2 separate regions of the Mus musculus genome follow, and region 2 is linked to region 1. The links are chromatin loops, found by intact Hi-C in ENCODE. Cell type or tissue: left cerebral cortex. All regions are shown on one strand. Each heading gives the region's core, and the rest is flanking DNA. Links, peaks and the distances in the headings are about the cores only.

Region 1 (11,582 bases), core at 2,454-10,453:
GGCAATTGTGAATTTGGTAAAATGAGGATGTAATAACATTTTTACTTAAACTTATAGCATCTTCTGCTCATATTGCCTTTCACAATAGTTCCTTCATAATTAAAGTGTCAAAAAACACATTTGTAACAAGAATGATGAAATCCGTTCTGAATAATCCGTTAGCAAATAATAACCTGCACTTCCTGCTCCCAAACAGCATCATTTACTACCTTTCAATCATCTATTTCTCTCCCCTTGCTTTTTCTTGCTCCTCTTAGAAAATAACTTCCTGGGACAGCTGAAAATATTCTGTGGGCTTAATGGGAGTTTTTCTTTCACTGGGAAGGTATATGGTTAGGAAATGTTTCAATGAATATGTAAAATGCTCTCTCCACGTCTCCCACTGGCTGTCTCCCAGTACAGAGCATTTTCAATACAATAAACAAACACATCCTTAAGCTAATCAGAACTCTCCATTCCTCCCAAATATCAGGCATCCATTTTTCTATTGACTGAGGAAAATAGCAGTCATGTTGTGATACCGTCTCTCTACACTGAGACAAAGTCAGGTTGGCGTTTAGATGCTATAACATAGCATGCTTCTGATATATTAAAGGAATAAGCCACATGATTCCTGTGAGATTTTCTTCTCCTAAGATTTAGTTTTTTTTAGTGTTTTATGTTAATAGTCAAATTCATTTTGTGTCTAAATCTTTTAAAATTAACTTAGAAAACATAAGATAAACACATACACAAACATCCTTGATGGAGATTATAAGATGCAAGCCAGAATGGACAAGAATTGCATGCGTAAATAATTCAGCCTGTAGTGTGAGGCTCGGTGTTCTGGTTAGTTTAGAGTTTTCTATTCTACATGCTTAAAACTTAGCTTTTGGAGACTTACTGGATCAGGCCCTCTGTCAGGATGATAAACACATTTGTATGGCACACACCCAGTGGCTTTCCACCACTCTTGTGGGCACCAAGTTTAGCACAACAATCGGAAGAAGATAAGAGAAGGGCTATAAATTGTTTTTGAATCCAGCTTAAGATTTTTTGCTCCAAGACAGGTCAAGCATACTTGTAAGAGGGGAAAAATGTCTTTTTCAAATAATTTACTCTGTTTCAAATGCCTTGCCCCAACTGCTGCAGCTGCAGGACCATGCTGCTTTCATTAGGGATCACATCTGGGCTGTGTTAAAACAGGGGCCTTTCCCAGGCCTGCAGTGCTTGTCAGGTTCAAAGTTTTTCTCATAGCTCCTGCCGCTTGTCCAAAACTCAGGAGCGAAGACAGAGAGCAGACCTGGTCACGAGCTGGTACGGGGTTTAAGTACATTCCTGCTCCGTTGTTCACAGTCTGGCTCTAATTCTGAGGCACATCTCCCCTGTGTTTACTTTATTAACTTACACATGACTAACTCCTTTGTTTAATATGGAAATAAAGAAAACTGAGGTTTCTGGAGGATGCTACTTATAGAAAGAGACATTTATTTTCTGCGTTTGCTTTTTAGTCTCCTACATAGCCACTCTTCAAGCAGTATCTCTGTACTTGCGTTGCCTGTATGTTTTAAAAGGTAGATAATACACACCGCTCACAGTGGACCTTGTTTCTGTGTCAAGTTTAGGGTTGGAGATGTGACACAGGTCTTAATTCATATATTGATAATAATTAATTAAATGAAGAAGTTCAAAAAAGTGTGTTATTCATAGATGGGTAATATAAAAGTAGCCTAAATTTTGGAAAAATGATTACAACAGCCTATTTCAAAGTTTAATACAATGTCAGAAAATATTAGGGTGCTATGGTATAAAATAAAGAATTGAGATGTTTTAATAAAACTTAAACAGAATCTTAATGTATGTTAGGATGAAATAAGCCACTAACCAAACAAGAAGAAAGCATTAAAGATTAATTCAGAATATTTTTCAGATGGCTGCTGGTGCTGCGGATTGTTAGCATCTACAATCTTCATTGATCTCTACAGAATCTGTACATGACTTAAAATCTTACTATGTTCCAAAGCTTGGAGCAAAAGGAAATACAAACACTGAAAGTATGAAACTATAAATATCATAAAGAAAACAGCTAAAGAAGGAATTGTATTTCATCTTGATGTGAACTGAAATGGACGTGGATATACCCTGGAGTCGGTTATTAATTCAGACAGAGGAGGCCACCATCAACTGATCTTTACAACTGATCTTTGAAGGGTAAATAGAAATTCAGCAGACCAAAATGTTCATTGATTTTAGGCAATTTTTTTTTCCATTTTTTATTAGGTATTTAACTCATTTACATTTCCAATGCTATACCAAAAGTCCCCCATATCCACCCACCCCCACTCCCCTGCCCACCCACTCCCCCTTTTTGGCCCTGGTATTCCCCTGTACTGGGGCATATAAAGTTTGCAAGTCCAATGGGCCTCTCTTTCCAGTGATGGCCGACTAGGCCATCTTTTGATACATATGCAGCTAGAGACAAGAGCTCCGGGGTACTGGTTAGCTCATAATGTTGTTCCACCTATAGGGTTGCAGATCGATTTTAGGCAATTTTTAACATTCATTTTGGGGATATTGTTTCAAGTTGTAAAATAATCAGGCTGTTGCTTTAATTTAGTTTCCATTGTTTCTATTTATTGATTCTGACTACCATTACTTCAGCAGGATTTTTCCTGCTTGTTTGAAAGCAGTAGATAGGTTCCACACACAATCTGAAGAAAAGTAACTTAAAAATTAAGCAATAAAATCAAAACAGGCGGAGTCACCCCCCCCCCCACCCCCGGTCTGATGTGTCTGAATGCTACCCTCACTAATCGATTTCGGTTAGAACTTTCAGGATAGCAAGGTGAAAGTGTTACCTTGCACGCTCTGCATTAGAGAATGGTGAAATCACATGTTCTCAGCATATCCTCCAACTCGGTGAGTGACTGGCTTAAACTTGTTCATGTTCCTGGTTGGCTTTCAGGATGTCGTGTACTGCATATATATGCACTGGGCACTAATGTTCTGATACTGGTAAATACAATTTATTTGATAATAACCGTGGCATTAAATAGACTAACAAGGGACTATAGATTAACAGAACATAATAAAATCTATTCTGAAGGTTTAACCACCTCCATACTAATGTCTTGATGGACATGAGGCCACATAGCTGTGATTTAACTCTCTGAAAAATGGGTATAAGCTTCCTAAAGGAGGAGGCTGCGTCTCTCATTGCCTTCATTGTCAACCTCTTTGTACCTAGTAAAATCAATACCAGCCGCACTGAAGACTTGTTTACCGCCTATCATATTTCAGATTCAGAACTTCCCAGAGAACCGTCACACTCTTCTGACTGGCAAGAAAGATGGGAAACATCAGTCAGTGAGACTGCTCAGTGGTTAGAAGCCCTTGCTGTCATAGGTTGTCCTGAGCTCTGGCCCCAGCCCCACTGAGTAGAAGGAGAGAACCAACCCCCACAAATTGTACTCTGGTCTCTTTGACCTCCACTCATGTGCGCCCCATGTATATACACTTCTCACACACACACACACACACACACACACACACACACACACACACACATTTTAAGTCACAAAGATAGAAACCACATCCTCCAAGTTGTGTCAAGTCAGCTGAGTTTGTATGTATAAAAAGATCATTTAGTATACAATTATTATACTTAGAAAATACTAAACAAAATTCCAAATATAAAGTCAGTAAAATCAAACCTCTTTACTTCCAATATGCACAGATAAAGGAATGTGGGCTGGGCACTGGGTGTTTCCTTTCTCTGTAACTGTTGGTTGGTTACACTTTATTGGGCTGGGAAGGTAAATGGACCTGTTTTACTTAACAAAGCCAGCTAGTTGTTTTATGGAAATTGTCCTTCCGCTTCTAACTCATCTGAATGTCAATGTCAAACTAACAGCTGCACCACTGGGATGAGAAGGGAAAACTCCTGGTCAGAAGAAGCCCTCTTTCCATTAAGGCGTGCCCTTCATGCTTCGCATTAGCTGCTGTCAACTCAGCTTCTTTCTTCCCGAGAACGGCCAGCTGATGGATGCATGCGGACCGCATAGCGCTGCGCAGGAACTTGCTTCCTTTTCCAATCCCTTGCAAGACCTGTGTATGGAAAATGACTTTTGGTAATATTTCCAGGCACCTTTAATTTACACACGAATTGTCAGTTATTTCATTTTGAGCGTCATGGGAGTTTTGATGCTGTGTACGTGTCTGCATATATCTGAGGCAGCAGTTTAATCTTTCGGAGCTTTGATTTGTTCACAGACAGGAGCGTGAAGCTAACTTCGGTTTTACTTGGCTAAAGTGTTTCATTGACAAGAATGAACAAATGCCATATAGATCTAGACTTCAGCTACACTTTAAAGGTAGGAGTAGACATTAAATAAATCAGTTCATACCTTAGCACAGTTTTTTATGCATTTTCTTCAGATTTATTTCCTACTGTGAATATTTATTACTTAGAATGAAATATTTAAAAAGAGTCAAAAGTCACTCTCTTGAAATTAATTGCCTTTTACACTAATAGTAACAGTCCTGTGGTTCCCATAATCTTCAGAATCATAATCAAGTTCCAGACAGAGCTTCAGATAACACAATCTTAATAGAATTGAAAGCGAGAAAAAATACTAATTGTATTGACCAGTATATTCAGAATGCACCTGAAAATTCTGTTCTGTCCTCTTAAATAGCAAAGTTAATGTATAATTTCAAGATGCTATCAAGTTACCAAGAAAGTATTTTCCCTCTTGAAATTTGCTAGGATAAATTATCTTCATATTTGAATTATACTCAATTCAAAAAGAAAGCCAAATAAGGAAACTAATCCACGCAGTCGAGCAAGGCCCACGATGGCCCTGAGTCATCTTAGCACAGGGAGAGCATCATAAAGTCCATACTGCACTGTGATCTGTGAACATTAAATAAGAATCAGTGTAACAATACTTGTAGCATCTGAAACATATTACTGTGGGCGGGGATATTAGCTGGATACATAGCAAGTATCAAAAGCTCACCTTCCCTTGACCTGTGCTCTGTCCACACCCATGAGTGAGCATATCTTCCCTACTCATAGGTGTACATACATCTCTTTCTGTTTATATCTCTGTCTCTCTCTCTCTGTCTGTCTGTCTGTCTCTCTCTCTCTCTCTCTCACACACACACACACACACACACACACAAAGAGAGACAGAGATAGAGATGGACAGAGAGAGAGAGAGAGGGAGAACGCAAACCATTCAATTAGGTTAATTGCTTCTAGTTTTTAATAGAAAACATTTCCAACAACTAAGATATGTCCCACCTGTAACATGTTGCCTTATACTCTTGTTAGATAGACAAAGTGTCTCTTTGTCCCATTGTCTTATCCATTCCTTCTAGACAGTAGAATTGGAGAGACATTGCTTTTGTGCAATCTTTCTTCTCTGGCGCAGATTTCCCTGGAGTGACTTAGTTATTTCTTCCCTAGGAATAAAAATGTCTCCTCATCCAAGAGAGAAGACTGTATAAAGGTCCACACATTTCCCCATTTGTGGAACTTTAGCCAAGAACTATCTGTCTCACTTTTAACAAGCAGCACCCACTAGGCAGAACCACGAGGACAAAGCTCTAGATACATTGATAAAATATGGTCTCTTTACTCTACTTTATAAGCAATTTTCTTCATTAATAAGTCAGTTTCAGTAGTTTCAGATAATATAACTTACTTGAAATTAAGGAAAATGAAAATATTATTAAATCTTTGCAAAATCATGGTTTCCTGATAAGAATAAAATAGAAAAGCATAGCATAATTAAAAATTCCTCAGTCCATGTTGTTTAGTATTATAAATAATAAAAAAGATATTTAAGGAAATTAAATACTAAGCTATAAATAGTAGTTTAATTTATTAAAATTGATCCAATCTACATATAATGCAGGATACAATTTACAGACAAAATGGTTAACCCTCTGTCATTAAGAATAGCCAGTGCATTTTAAAACATTATTCTAAAGGCAGTGGCCTTTTTTCTTCTTCTTCTAATTGAGCTGCTTAAGATGAATACAAATGCTAAATTACAGTTGGGACTCAAGTGCACTCAGTCATGTTGCAATTCCTTTGACTTACAGTTTGAGACTGCTTGCCCTCCCCTCTTTGCTAATAGGGTTAAAATGAAGTTACAATGGCACCTATCCGCATAACCAAATTAGAGCAGCTCACATAGGCAGACTCACACACAAATGCACTTATGTAACAAATATATCCCTCAACAGGAAGATGACAGCCATTCAGATAAAATGCTTTTATTATTTACTTTCAACAGGTTTCTATAGCAGTGCCATGACTATTGTTGAATCATTTCAATAATCTTGTTATAGAGCTGGTAATAAAAGAAAAGACACTTTAGTAGAAAGAAATGACCTGCCTTCTGACATCTTTCCAGGCTTCAGTGACAGTGATGTGTAGATTACCTTTCTGTTCAAACAAACAAGACCATTGCTCGACCTTTTAAATCCTAGTTTATAACCTCAAAGGGCTGATGTAGACTTGACAAGGAACACCAACAGTCTACCCTGCAATTTCCCCACTACCAGTAGGGGGGGCAGCTGGTGCAGTTTGACAAGTTAAGTGGAAGGAGATGTCCACGGTAGCTTTATAGCTACCAGGAGACATAATGGCCTCTGCACAGTCCATATCTCTTACATATAAACAAGTAGAGATGAACGATGATGCCTGTATACATAAAAGGATTTTGACCTTATTAAATTAACCAGGGATGGACATCTCACAATTTATGTGTGTGCTTTGTTTCTCAAGGTCCAAAGTGTTTGCCACGTTTAAGTATTTTATCCTATGGCGCTAGATGAAAGACAGTTATTTCTTTGACATTTATATCTATTCTTCCAGAAGAAATTTCTGAAAAATTAGCCCATCCTATCATTTACAAATTATGCTGTCTTCTTCCACTCTCCCATGGGACCATTATTGATGAGACAGTCTTGATATCTGATATCATCCTTATTTTCTCTGTAATGGCAATGAGATATTGTTATATTGAAAACTCTGATGTAAAGGACCTGCAAGAATGAAAACCCTGTATTTATTGGGAAGAAAGAAAGGAATAACAGGCTGCCCGGATGGCTCAGCAATTAAGAGCACTTGCTGCTCTTGCAGAGGATACTGGTTCAAGCCCCAGCACCCACACAGTGGGTTCCTGAGAATCAAATGACCTTTTCTGGGTTCTAGTAGCCATCAGCCATGCATGTGATTCACAGACATGCTCATATGCAAAACACCCATACACACATTTTTTTTTAAAGATGAAAGAAAGAAAAAAAGGAAAGAAAGAAAGATTAAAATTATAATTAAAGCAGAAAATGAATTGTGGCTGGCTGAGAAGTAGGCCAGTGGTTGAACATTTGTGTAGCATGAACAAGGCTCTAGATTCTATCCTCAAAATGCTAAACACTAAGTCAGTGGTTTTATGTTCGTATAATGTGTCTACTTCTTGGCTTTATATGAATGTGTGTGTGCACATGTGTATGATGGTGTGGGTATGGAGATCAGATGATGACATCTGAGAGTCAGTTTTCTTCATCATGTGATCCCAATGATCCAGCCCACATCATGACACTTAGAGGGTGGAGTCTTCACCTGCCCAGCTGTCTTGCTGGGCCCGTTCCATCTCTTTTTAATGCTAATCATTGTGCTAACCAACTCAAATTGTATTTCTGATCTTAAGTGGCCACTCGAATTGGTCCTTCAGTGTCCATGTTGTGGTATCTAGTCTCCCCTCTGTACACAGAGAATTGATGCTTGGTAAATTGGCAGGGTCCTCCCAAGACCTGTCCTCCCTGCATCCGTGTCTGCCTAGAGAGTGAATTAACTGAAAATGTCCTTTACCAGTGTTCAGTGTGTTATCCTTAGGTAAGCATGACTTAGAGTGGAAGGGTATATAACAATATAAGTTTCAGGCAGCAGACAGTCCAGTTAAGACTCCAGCAGGTAGCCGGATTCTTATTCTTATATCCTAAGAATGTTTTGCTTTCTATATTATAATATATAATTATAATATGTAATATAACTATAAAATATTTTATAATGAATATTTTGTTTTTAATAAGAGCCATTTCTCTAATTTTCAGATTTTTAGGCACCTTATCAACAAAGTAAGCCCCACAAATGAAATGGGGTCCTGTAGCATGGTTTCAGTCAGAACACTGGATTTAATATAGAGGTCACTGCAGGGTTTCAGAAGCCTGATATTTTTATGCTAACATAAAGACAATAGTATTCTTATGAGTATTAAGAATTACCATCGTCTAAATTACATGGTATTATATAATTGTGTTCTTATTATTATTTCCAAGATTACTATGCCAATATTATATCTTAGAACATCAACACTATTTGTTTCAAATAAATCAATCCTGATAAGTTTTGTTACTTGGAGAACAATGACAAGGGAATTAAGAGTCAGGAAGAACTTCTTTGTTCTGTTAGAACTATGGAGTTACTTCAGTTCTGAGCTATTTCTCATTGGCTTGTAGATTTTTTTTTATGCCTGATTTTCTTGTTTTGTTTTATTTATAGGGAATGACATCATCCCAGAGTACGCTGCTGCTATTTTAGTCCTGGTGGCAATACATGGTAGAGTTGCATTTGGAAGTCAAAAATTAAGTTATGTTTGTTATACCATTCTAAATAATAGCCATTCACATCACGTAAAATAGCATAAGAAGTAGAATTAACCAGAATGGGCACACAGATAGTCTATGCTATAATACTGATAGACATAACCAAGATAGGCCAGCCTCTCTTCCACTCAATAGCAGAGGACTAGCACATTTACAATGCACGACACTGTTTAGAATTATGTTATGTATCAGTGGTCAGCTTAGAATAGAACTATTGTTGCAACCATGTGATCATATGTAATGTAAGTGTTTGACAACAATAATCAATGCATTTAGTATAAAACGAAAATCTGTTATTTGCTTATGCTGGTGACAGCTGTTCACATAATTTACAATAATTAGATTATAGTAAAGTCTGGGCAAAGTGACACTTAACATTTCTTCTTGCTATCCCCTACACCTTGAAGTGAGCACATGATGAAATTGGAAAATGTGTAAGAAGAGCAAGTAGTAATTTTTGAAAGGCTTGGGACATCTGAGTGAGCAACTTGTGGAGAAACACAGGCTTTGAGATGATGATGGGGTTTATGGCAATTTTCTTGGAAGGGACTGTTGTGGATTTACAGTTGAACAGCAAGGGAATTTATCGCATTCATATCCTGATACATCTGCCTTTCTCCAGAGAGATAACACCTTATAAGAACTATAACTACTCTTCTCATTCCCTCAGGGTAAACATAACGGCAGCATTTTGAGCTATTTTCTGAGAAGCTCATATGAACTTGGAGCTCAGAAGAGAAAACATACCTCAAGTGGCCATTCTGTTATGAGGTGGGATGGTTTGTGGAGGGTCAAATCCCCCTAGTCATAAAGCAAGAGATTTATCAAAAGCATTACAAATTGAAGGGTTGTTTTTTTCTTTCTTACAGGAGTGGCTTTTGAGTCTTCCTTGCTCACTAGACTTTCTTGGACCTATTACTAAACAGGCTTTTTTGCCCACACTAAATGTTATCGCTTGATTTTTCAACCTTAACGTGAAGAACCAGCCACTGGAATGAAAACACTGATCTAAGACTTTGTCCTTATGCTCCTTGAGAGCTTTCATTTGATCCTCTTTTGATACAGCCATTCCTTCAACCAGGTATCCTAGTCTCATACTGGAGAAATGGTGGGAGGTGCTCTTGTTGCAACCTAAGACAGGGAAACAGCATGCCGAACAGAAACCACTAATATGTACTCTTTGTTTCTCTTCTCATAAGCTGAATTGTAAAAAGATTAAAAATATTATAACATATATATATATGTATATGTATATATATGTATATATATGTGTATATATATATATATATATATATATATATATATATATATATATATATATATATATATATATATATATTACTTAACAGGCCCCGATCACTGTCTTGAATGTTTCTGTATATTAACTTGTTTAATCCTGACCACAATAATTCACAGTATCAATATTATTACTACAGTGTAGGAGCATTGCTGATATTTTACTCCTTTTAACTAAAATGTTTGTCAATTTTTATATGTATAATTTAAATACCAGCTTTATTTGAGAGAGAGAAATCAGAAGTATGAAGAAATGAGCTTCCTGTAGTCAGGGTTAGCAAGTGCCAAACCACACACTGAAATGCATAGTACTTCTACTCTTTTCTTCCCAGTTAGTCATGGATTCACACTACATCAGCCCATGAACCTTAAATAAGTCCTCCTAATTATAAATTTCTTTTTTTGATCAAGTCCTTGGAGGCAACCATCACCTGTCAGACACATAATTTTTTTTTAACACAAGCAAATTTCACTCTGATTGGAATAATTTATGTGAGAAAGATCCACATGGAATCCTGCAGTGGAGCAGCTTAATCAACTTGACAATCAACAAGCCACGCGGCTACATTTATTGGTTACAATTATTTCAAGTGTTCAGTATGTGGACCACAAATGTAACACTTCAAAAATGTAAGCACACTATAGATTAGTCAAGTTAGAGCATCCCTAATGAGAGAGAGGAAATGGCTTTCAGGTATTTCCACATGTTTATAGCCCAGTATGAAGTATTTCCCTATGTGAGAACTTTGAGCATAAAATTTCTTGTCAGATTTCCTGACTGTATTGGCTGGAGGTAGAGTCTGACTGAGAATTCTGCAGGCAATGTAATTAGCATGGGGGCACTGTGGAATCTTTACAGAACTGCCAATTAGCACTTAAGAAATAATTTGCTTCTGGTACAAAGACAAAGTGACAGACAGTGCACTTGAAAAGCCCTAACTGCATTTGAGAGTCTTGAGGATATTTCTTTTTTTATTACAAATGAAATATTTTCAGGTTCGCAATGCTGGCCATACTAATTTGTATGAATCCAACCCAGTCAATTGCATATCTTTAGGTGGAATTTAATTAATTAAATAACTAATTCTTTTTTTTTTCAAATTATTTTAAAAATCCAATATATTAATGTGTCTTGATTTTCACAATATGTATAAGACAGAGTTTACCCTTTTTTTGGTACGTATCTTAGGGGCTATTTTACTTTGTCCAGGAAGTCCTAAGATTTGAGTCATTCATACTCATAACATCCTGATACTCAGTGCAAGATAGAATATGGAAGTGTGGTCAGTTACTGTCACCTTTGACCTTCGTGTATCATTGGTTCTATTGACTGAAATGTAGAAATAATGAATGGAAGGGCTGCATCATTATTTGATGTTCTCAAGAAAGGAGGTGTTAGGTCTCAAGAAGAGGCCTCTTTGATGATTCCTGCCATGGAGGTAGCTCAGTCTGGCTGTGCTTGTTGGTTTGAAAACAATGCTGATAAAATAGAGTCCTGGACTGGCTTTCACCTTAATGTTTATGACTTTGCTTAGGGATGGCTATATTCATCCAAAGGCCAATTCTGCCATTTGGAAATATATGCTACTTGCTTTTAGAACCGCATGAAAACGAATTCACCCTAT
Region 2 (10,935 bases), core at 2,936-10,935, 640 kb after region 1:
TGGTTTACAGTTTCAGAGGTTCAGTCCATTATCATCATGGTAGGAAGCATGGCAGCATCCAGGAAGGCATGGTGTAGGAGAAGGAGCTGAGAGGTCTACATTTTGATTTGAAAGCAGCCAGGAGGGGACTCTCTTCCACAGCCAGCCAAGGGGAGGCTCTCTTCCACACTGGGTGGAGCCTGAGACTAGGGAGACCTCAAAGCCTGCCTACACAGTGGCATACTTCTTCTAACAAGGACACATCTATTCCAGCAAGGGTATGCCTCCTAATAGAGCCACTTGCCATGGGCCAGACATTTTCAAACCATCACAAATATAATCCCCAGGTTCTGAGCACTCATTTCAAAGAGTGTCTAAGATACTCTTTCTATGTAACATATTTGCTTTTTATTAAAAACATCTAGAGAGATGGGTCAGTAGTTAAAGAGCATTTGCTGCTCTTCAGAGGCTATGAATTAGGTTCTCAGAGAGCAGATTAAGTGGTTTACAACCATCTTCACCTCCATATCTGGGGAATCAGATACCGTTGGCCCCCATAGGCACCTACATGTAGAAATATTTGCTTGAAAATAAAATTTTAAGCTAGATGTAGTAGGTCATACCTATGATCCCAACACATTTAAAAATGAACATGGAAGTCACATTTCATTCCATAAATATCTTTTTTTCCCCTCTAGAAACTACGATGAATCAAAATTTTCTATTATGTAGAATTTGTTACTACTCAACGACTCTGGATCAAATGGCAGGTTTGTAGGGCTTATTGAATGGATGTGATTCTGTGTATGATTGGCGTGTGATTTTTATTGGTGCTTAACCCGAAGGGCACAATGACTAAAGGATTGTCTAAAAGGCAACAGATGAGATCTGGGGGAGGAACTCAGAAGGAAGACTGAGCTGATAGCCATGTCCATTCTACGTTGCCTTGTAGTTGGACAACCAATCTTGAGTTGAGTGTTCGTCCTGCTTGGGGGTGGTGTGGGGGTAGGAGTTCAGAAGAGGTAAGGACTGTGTAAAACAACTTCACCCTGAACATGATTAACAGCAGGCCCATATTTGCTACAGACTTGTCCGTCAAAAATTCCTTCTCATCCTACTGCCGAGCTTTGAGCCAGTTGGCTGGGGTTTTCCTCCCAGAGGAGGATGCATTCTGCATTGAAGCAGTCTTAGTGGGTGATATGGGTTCAGCAGGCGCCATGCTTTACGCTGTCCATAGATTGTTTTAGAGAATTAGGGGAAATGAGCTGACTAAAATACTGTGCATTTTTCAAAAGGTAGAGCCAATGCAGATCCACATATGCTGTCTTAAATTATGATAACTAAAGTAGCAGGCTCCAAATATAACTGATTCTTTATTAAGTATGAACATGTTTAAATCATCCAGATCACTGTGTAAGTTATCAATGGTGTGGTAACTCTTTTTAAAGATTTATTTTGCTATTTTATTGATGTGTATGAATCAGCTTATGTGGCTGCCCAGGGAGGTCAGAAGATGTTAACTCCTTTGGAGCTGAAGTGACAGGCATTTGTGAGTTGCCTGATGTGGGTGCTGGGAGCAAACTGGACCACAGTCCTCTGACAAGAGCTGTAAGGCTTTAAACCGCTAATCTATCTCTCCATCCGCAGCATTACAATAATTAAATGCAAGAAGAAGAGTACACTGTTGACAAATTAAACAGCTTGTCAGTCTTTGCCAACCAGAGAAGTTTGTACTAAACACATGTTTCTATTACTGTAGGAGAGGAGAAAGAAAAACTTGTTTCATATCCACAATCTAACTGGGATGAAGTTGAGGTATATCATATTTTTAAAACATGTCTAGATGATTGAAGAACATGACTCAATTTACAGGGGGCAAAGTTTAAAATAGCTTGTTAACTTATCTGAAAGAATGTTAGGCTTAGTTAAGACACGATCAGAATGTATATACCTGCATGTGTGTGTGTGTGTGTGTGTGTGTGTGTGTGTGTGTGTGTGTGTGTGTGTGTATAAAATCAAATACATCACTTGTCACAAAACACAGTGGTACATATGTAAAAGACACAGATGACATTTCCACATTTTATTAATTTAAAAGCTCAGTAGTATCAAAACTCTTAGCATTCTTAATATTGGGTCAAAAAGAAATTGTTGGGTAGTATTTGCCACATGTAAAACATTCATCGAATAGAAATGTTTTAAGTTTTCCTTTTTCATTCAAAAAGTATTTATTCAGCACCTACTGTGTGCCAGATACTGTGCAATCAACAAAACAAAGACATTTGTCTTTGCATGATTAGACTACCATGATACACACTTAGTTAAGGATTGTATGGACAGTGTAACCACCAGCTTAAAATATATGACAAAAGATGAGTAATTTCACAGTGCAAACTCAGTAAAGGATACGGGACGTGGAACTTCAGTGGAGATGTCCCCTGATTTTATTTTGGCTTATACTATTTCAAAAAGCAGGTTTCCAAAATAAGGTTGAGAAATAGTTTAGGTGAGCAACATGAATAAGTATTTTATTTACTATCAGTACTAGATATGACTCAGCTCTAGGCCAAAGAGGCTAATTACTAGATCACACAAGATTACATATGTATGCATTTAATATGTATGTTAAGTATAGGTGTGTGTTTTTGTGTGTGTGCACAGATGTGTGTGGTCCACTTTTTGCAATAAATGCAGCGCTGCAGCAGGTCACATGACACATTTCAATGTTTAAATGTCAAAACTGGTTTTTGAGTCAGAGTCTCACTATGTCACCCTGGCTGGCCTGGAACTCAGTACATAGAGCAGGCTATGTGTGAGCTCATGGAACTCCGTGGAAATTTCTCTCCCCAATGATGAGATGAAAGGCATGCAGTACCACGCCCAACAGGCATTTCCATCTTAAGGAAACACCAATAAGACCTATTCTGTACAACTCTTCAAAACTCAGGATCTTTGTTGTAGAAAATGAAAAAAATAATTGGAATTGTGTAAGCTTGTTTTAAGGTAGTATAGCAAAATGTACATGACTACATTGATACATTGGGTCATAAAAATCAAACTCATTGTCTACAGTAGCTAAAGCAGGTTGAAATGATTATTTTATTTGATGGAGTGATGAGAACCTTTTTGCTGGCTTATGTGACTTCTACATTTCCAAGTTTAAAAATTTCTAAAACATCTAAGGTATTTTTACTCAACAGTGTGCCTATACTGTTTATATGGCTCAACTGCCTTGGAATAAAATAAACCATCTCTGATCTTGTTCTCCTTTCCATCATATCTGAAATAAAACATGAAAGAGTTATGTAACACAATTACCAAGATTTGGAATAAAATTCGTCCATAGAGAGCCCCAAAAGTAAATTACAGGAAACACTCCAGCAGAAACGGGGAAAGCCACGAGTCGTGGGTGAATATAGATTTAAGAAAATGTAATTATGGCTTGCCATTCTTCATGTTTATCATATTCTATTTTTCACAAGTGCAACAATAAATATTTTTTGTTAGGAGGAACTAATGTGGTAATTACAGACTTTCCTCCACCCAGGCAAGCAGGAGGACTTTCTTAAGGAAGAGAAAAATCACAGCTTGGAAGTCCTTTAAGCTTTAAGATCTGGAAGAAGGAATTTTAAAAGTGCAAATTAAATACTTGTTAACATTCAGTAGAGGAATTCCTTTTGTGTGTGTGTGTGAGAGAGAGAGAGGTGAATCACAAATCTCTAAAGAAGGTAATAAGCATTCCTCAGAAATTTGCATAAAAGCCCTGGGTTTTTTAGGGCTGGTTTAAGGGAAAACAAAAAGTATGCATAGGTAACATTTTTGAAAAAATAAACTTGTAAATAGAACTCAAGAACTCGATACTTTTGCAACAATGAAAATTTAATGGTGTAAAGAGCAAATCTACAATAGAAGAAAAGTGTCAGCAAAGTTGTCTTTTTTTTTTTTTTAATTCAGCATATTATTGTATGGTTTGTTCATTGATCTAATGGCGTTGTGGTGATGCACAGGTATAGGTTTTACTTCCTACGTTTTTTTTATTGTACTGCTGTTTTTGTTTTTGCTTAGGAAGCTAGTGTTGAACATACAGAAACCTGATCCTTCTGCTTGTATTCTGATAGGAGGAGGACTTATTCCTCCAGGTCTTCTTAGATTGGCTGGAAAGAATGTATCAGTGAATCTTTCATTGTGCTTTGGATAGTGTGTCATGTGTGCACCTCCATGGCAGGGCTAAAGTAGCCAAATATATTATAGACTTCTGCTGTCAGCTGATTCCCCCACTACCCTACAGCCTTCCCCTGCTGCTGCTCTCTTTGGGGCACCTAATATGTCTCATTTTCTATGTCACACTTCACTCTCAGCTCATGCTCCAGCTGCCTCTGCAGTTAACTCTCTGCTACAGATAGAGGAATTAGGAAGTAATTCCAGGATAAACACCCTAAAGAATGATATCTTTATATTTTAAATAATTCAAGTCTTTTAAGGAGGAGGCAAGTGGGATTAAAGACTACTAAGACTCATTCTCTCCCCATCAGCTCAGGAGTGTATTGCTTCAGCTTTTGTTAGTAGAATTACCAAAAAAAAAAAAAAAAAAAAAAAAGAAGAAGAAGAACAAACCATAGATTTAATGATAATAGTCTGATAGAAACCCAACTCAAATAGAAGACTTTTTCTTAAAAGAAGTATACAATAATCGATCCCTTAAAAAAAAAACATTTAAAAAAAGCCATAACTGGCTAGGAAGTATGCAGTAATCAATGTTTTTTTTTTTTTTTAAACCATAACTGGCCAAAAGGATGATCCTATAATATCTGTGAAAACCCATAGAACATGCTTTGTGTATTATAAAGATGATCTGCAGGGAACTCCAAGGGACTTTCCTTTGATTTAGAAGTTCAAAGTTTCCAATATATTTTCATATTTACACAGGCACAATTTATGAGAAGGAAAAAATATGCCATAATTTTAACTTATTTCCCTACCCCATTCATACATTTTATATATATATATATATACACACACACACACACACACACACACACACACACACATATATATAGTGTAAAATTATTGCTAATTTATTTTCATTTTAAATTTAAATTACAACTTAAGAAGTTACATTATTTTACAAATCATTTCTGAGTAACACACCACTTTATTAATTTTAACTAAGGATTAGTGTATAATTCTAGAATGCAAACAACTCATTTTTATCTTGGACATAAAAGAATGCAGGTAACAGGGCACCAGATTATCAATATGGTTTTTGGTTCCCTCAGGAATACATAGTAAGCTCTGACATGAACCACACTAACATGAACATAAAATTCTATATTTTAAGATTATTAGTGCTGTTAAGATTTGTGAGTGTAGCAGAGAAAAAGAAAACCCTAGTGTAGAAATTCCTATAGGCTATATACCTTGATAAAATGGGGGAGATTTATGTGAAGAACATCATAATATTAAATACTAAGACAGTGTTATAATTCATTAGACAAATGTCCCAAGGAGAGGGCAGAATGTACAATGAGTGTTTTCTGAAAATGAATTGCTAAAAATGAGTACAGGCTGCAAAGACTTCAGCACTGGAAGCCCAGCTGGGCTTAAAAGGGTGGGGTGGGGGGGCTTTCATCCACTGTTAAATATTTGAAACACCACTTTAAAAAATAAAGCCACGGATGTCTTATCAGTTCTTATGACATCAGGCTGACTCTTACTCGCATGCATTTCCCCCTCTTTACAAAGATGAAATTTTAAAACATGCTCACAGGACATTTTACATTGATTTAGACCAGTTGGAGAAAACATGGTTCAGTGTAGGATTTCAAACTGTTCCACTAAATACAATAACATTTGCAGCCGTGGCACCGTTCCATGATCATTTTAAAAGATTTCATTTTACTTATCATTGCAAGCCATTATCTGATCATATTTGACCTACATATTAATATTTTCATTACCATTCAAGCCCATTTTTGCTCTGTACAAATTGTCAGCACTCTTCACGGAGATGTTATTTATTTATTCTGGAAATATCTGGAATTCTTTCACCCTACATTTTCCTTAGGGACTTCGTTCCTCCTTCTAAAGTATTGATATTAATATCTGGGGGGGGGAGGGGACCATATTCAATAAAAAACGAGGGAGAGAAAGAGGTCTCTCTTAATGGTATACTACAGGAGAAGTAGAAAAACAAAGGGGGGAAAAGAAATGATAATTGTTTTCTCTAAGGCTATTATCTAATGCGAAAGCAAATAGTCGGTCTGGAAATCAGCTAACAGAAGGGGATTAGAGAGATCTGAGAGTGGCTTGATTTCTAGCAGAGCTGTCTCTGCAGCCAGTGATGAGACACAGGCAGGGCAGCTAGGAGCTCTCCAGATGGCCAGGGAAAGTGGTCGTCTTGGGTTACTGCAGGGCACTGGGGCCACCAACACGTCCCGAGCCTGGGAGAGCATCCTTAGGGAGCCAGCCCCATGTCCAGCCTGGACCAGAGAGGGCGAGGCCAGGGAGACAGGCCTCCGGCCCGCCAGCGCACCCCTGCGAGCCGGGTCTGCCCATTGTTAACATATACTTGACCCCCGTGACCTCCCGCATGACACAGATGTCTTCCACCTCCACCACCCGCCTAGCTTCCCTACCCCCACCCCCCGCACCTGGTCGCGGCCACGCCGCCGCCTCCCTCCCGAGCGGCCGCGGCGCCCCCGGGTGCGGGCGCGCGCGGCAGCCGACCTGGTGCGGGCGCTGTGGGCGCTGTGCGCTGCGCGCGGCGCTCCTGCTCCCCGGCGGACGCCCGGACGCCCTGCAGATAAATGCAGTCGCCTTCCTCGAGAGCGAGCGAGGGCGGGCGAGGCGGACGCAGACGCCGCCTGTGACAGTGGCAATCCCCTGCGCCCCACATCACATTTGTCAGCCACAGCAGCAACAACAGAGAGGAGCGGAGGGAGGGAGCGAGGCGGGAGGAGGGGGAGCTGAGCTCGGCGCGCGCCGGGCTCCGCGTCGCAGCCTGCGTCTGCCTGGCGTCCGCCACCCCGGGCTCCTCGCCCCGCGGCTCGCTGTGCGAGGCGACTGCCGGGGATCCGCAAGACTAGGCGGGCGGTCTCTGGACGAGCGCTTGTGGGCGAGTGGCCGCGGACATTCTGGCACCGCGAGGGAAGCGGCGCCGCGCCCTGGTCCTCTGGCCCCGCCGGCCGGCACCGACCGGAGGAAGTTTTATTTGCAGCTGGGAGCCCGCGGCGGATGGTGGGACTCTCCAGCCCTGTGCAGTGTAAGTGCCAACGGGCGAGCTGGGTCGGCGGGCGGGCTGGAGAGCGGGTGGCTGGGACCGGCCTCGGGCTGGTACTGTTAATTACTATGCCGATGACCGATGACCGTCAGCATCGTTTGGATTAATTGGACCGAGAGGCTCTGGGCTGAACTTGACGCTCAACTAGAGTAGGACTGCGTAGCAGGGCAAACAAGATCATTGAGGTTGCTGGAGTCTGCGATGACACTGAACTTCGAGGACCAGATAAGACAGTATTTCCCTCCGTTTTTGCTTTAGATTCCCCGCACTCTCTTTTTAGTTATTTTAAATTTTTTTCCATCAAAGGAGAACAGAAAGATAAGCATGTCTCCTTCTACTAAACAACTGGTCAATTGGTCCACGATGTGTTTGGCAGGTGGCTCCACACCCGCATCATGGGTTTTTAAAACTGGAAGCGAAAGGCTTATTTTCATGGACACCTTAGTCCTAGGAGCAAGATTAAAAATTCCTAACTTGGTTCTGGGCTACAATTTGGGTAAGATTCTGGTTCCCTGCACCCAGGCGCTGTGCGACCGCCTGACAACTTTCTCTTACTCGGGCATTTGGGGTGCTTTGATGGGAAACCTCACAAGGATGATCAGGCGGCTTCTCTAAGCTAAGTGTCCCGCCGGAGGCAAATCCCAAGCTTCGTAGCTGGGGATACCTGGGTAGCATCCCCTCCACCATACTACCGTGTCCCGCTGGCCCAGCTGCCCTGGCCTTCTAGGGTGTTCCCATCACAGTCGGGACCCGGCGACGCCCGCCTATTCCTAGCCTAGAGCACAACATATTGCCCAGTACCTCCCGCAGGAAGAAAGCCAAACCCGAGCTGCTGCGGGAGAATTTCTTACGTTCTCCAGAAATCCCTCAGGGGAAGTAACTGGGACTAGCACATTCCCGGGTCCCCGCAGTTCACCATCCTCTGGGCGAATCTAGAAAGAAGGTCCAGGTTGGTTGGAACCCTCTTCCACCCCGGACGGATCTTGTCCTGACCAGGATGATTTAAGCAAAAAACAGTTTAAGTCCGCATACGCACTTAAACCCAGTTTTTGAAACTGTTTTCTTTCTTTCTTTCTTTCTTTCTTTTTTTTTTTTTTTGGGTCAGTTAAGCTTTGGAAAAGTTTTGAGTGTTATGATTCCGGGCAGTAGGATGTGAACCACGACTGTTACTAAAAATAGCTGCCTTCTCTCCTCCTCTTCCCACTAAAGGCTGTTACAGCTCGGAGGATTTGGCCAGAGTCTTGGAGCCCTGGGCCTTCCTAGCTCCTTTGCAAAGGGTAGCAGGGAAGTCTTTTGAATTTAACTTTCCTTCAGGATTGGGCACCACAAATCCCAGCGTGCCCCAGCATGACTGGTGCCTCTCGGGAAAATGTGCAGAAAGACTCTTTAAAGGACTTATCTAGTATTCCCTGGGAAGAGACCCTGAAGAACAGCGAGGGAGTGAGGTGCTGGGGAGCTGGAGAGGCCACTCCAGACCAACTTCATGTGCTTGATGTAACTCTGAGCCCTCTTGAATTTTTAACTTCGCTTCCCTTAATTAATCTGCCCAGGGCCTGTGTATAAATGGCTGTCCACAGCTGCTGCAAATTGATTTATCTCCCGATAAAGGTCGGGTTGCTGACCAAAGCATCCTTTATATCTTCTGTGTGAGCTAAAATGTGTTTTACAGGCTTTCCTCCCTCCTAGCCTCCTTTTCAACATCTGTACCATTTTTAAGTGCCCTCCGTGGCTCTTATTATCATCCCCCTTCTTATAGACCAGAAGAACTGGGTCTATGCCCGGGAAGTCCACACTCCCGGAATACAAATTGAGCAGCTTCTCTGTGATGAACAGTTTGTGAGCGTTGGGGGGCCTCGTTAGTTTATTGCAGCATTTGCGAGAAGTCTTTTCTGTGTCCAACTCCCCTGTTCACACAAATCCTTAGAAAGGATCAGCACATACCATTGTTTCCCAAGCCTCGGTGGCCTCAGTTTGGGTGTTTGGGATGTGTCTAAACAAAAACACATCCCCAATGCGTTATTTCTCCATATCAGTTCTTAAAATGCTGTCTAGTTTTAGCACGATGATAAAGGCTGTCAACGAAGAGAGAGGTGGTTATGTGATTTCATTTTCTGTTCACTCTTTTTGAAATAGAGGGCTAATAGTCTCACATGATGTTAACTAGAATCTCAGTTTGTTCCAGTTTTTTACTTATTTTATGTTATATTTTAATTTTCCAGCCAGGATGAGTGTTAGACAGTTGAACTCTTCCCTTATCAAATGTAGTTCACATTTGATTTTTTTTAAAAAAAAAATAAATCTATTCTTTGAAAACACAGAATACTAACAAAATTACCAAGGAATCATTCTTGGCACACAGAAATTGGATTTTAATTAAGCCCATGCTACAAGAAGAACTTCATGAAGTTCGTATTAAAAACATTTGTTTAACCGTTAATTAGAAACCATGTAGACCATATAGACCATGTAGACCATGTAGACCGCAGGCCCCTTTCTTTGAAAACCTAGATACTCTGTGGGAGAATTTCAGGATGCAATTTTTGCTGGTTCTCATCTAATAAAAGCAGCAGAGAGAACATCTGGATTTTTTTCTCTCTCTAATATTTGGACAACTCAAATCATTGCAAAAGTCTTTGAAATGCCATTTTTCTTTGTTGACTAAGTCTCTTTCACCCACCAATACCTGCTAATGACTTGATTTTTGAAGTGGTCTTTGAAAGGATCTTCCTAATAAGAAGTATTCTACCTTCAGTGCAGGGGAAGCTGGCCTGTTAAATGACAACTTCCTGGAAATATCAGGAGAGCAACCTTTGAATTACAGAGGACTAAGTGCTTTGTAATTCTTACCCAATCCTTTTCTGAAAGAAGGAAAACACTGCCCTTGGTGTTAGTGTCAGTGAAAAGATTCCCAATCGAGGCGTTAGCCTAAATATTTTTGGGCAAACTCCTTATAAATTGTAAAGAACCTCACAAATGTCAGCTGCAGTTATAATTTATTTTATTGTAAACTAGAGGCTTAGCTACCCTCCTTCGGTTTTAAACATTGAAAAGGGATCACGAGAAAGAAATGCTTCCATTAAGAATGCTGGTCAGTAGTTGTCAGTTTAGGACATTCTTCACTGTCAAATCCTGTTTCTCACTTCTTTGATATGAACATCAGCTGACAGGCACTGAATGCAAAGCCTTCTTCATTGAGGTTTTATGCAGGCAACATAGCCCCTCATAGCAAAGCAGTCTGAAAAATTGGCACCTGCACAATTTGCATGTGAAAAAAAAACCAAGTCAGTTGCATTTTGCTGGAGTCTATTACTGTAAGTTATGTAAGAGGGAAAGGCTATTTGTTTGTTGCTGTTTGGGCATTTAAAGGTTCTTTATTTTAATATGGATACTTTATTCATCATATTGTGTTCTTTGGTCTTTATTGATAGCAAACGCAGGGCAAATTGAGGTTTGTAGAAGTTCTTTATTATGGAATGGAGTCACTTTACGTACTTACAAAACCACAGAAATGCTTAGTTAGAATCAGTTAAAAATTTTAAATGTAGCTTAGAAGAAGGTTTTGAGAGTAATCTATTAAAAGCTAAGTAAGTGTGTACAACTGGGCTAAGAGGAGTATCACTTAAAAACAATCAAGGATTTTAATAGTTATAGACTTCAGTACCAACTCAAAATCCCCC

Evidence for each region. Peaks named below come from ENCODE experiments on the same cell type or tissue, not always from the same donor. Only the 100,000 strongest peaks of a DNase experiment are listed, where the experiment ranks them.
Region 2: a loop joins it to region 1, with 2.9 times the contacts of the local background. A loop is called at or near these places in 2 of 42 quality-filtered maps.

The regions. Positions count from the first base shown.
Region 1 is chr4:13,092,499-13,104,080 of GRCm38, forward strand. Gm11820 (a long non-coding RNA gene) reads left to right here. Exons shown (of 9, transcript XR_390410.3): 2 at 1,910-2,190; 3 at 2,807-2,898; 4 at 3,893-4,109; 5 at 4,252-4,352; 6 at 8,558-9,432; 7 at 9,531-9,742. Among named protein-coding and RNA genes, the nearest start is that of Gm11820, 6.9 kb to the left of the region's middle. In left cerebral cortex, for the core only: a CTCF peak has its summit at 6,558 (motif pointing right); DNase peaks (open chromatin) are centred at 3,999 and 6,548.
Region 2 is chr4:13,736,490-13,747,424 of GRCm38, forward strand. It overlaps a transcript of Runx1t1 not described here. Among named protein-coding and RNA genes, the nearest start is that of Runx1t1, 43 kb to the right of the region's middle. In left cerebral cortex, for the core only: a CTCF peak has its summit at 6,789; DNase peaks (open chromatin) are centred at 5,825, 6,532, 6,865, 7,189 and 7 more places; H3K4me3 peaks cover 5,192 bases; H3K27ac peaks cover 4,872 bases.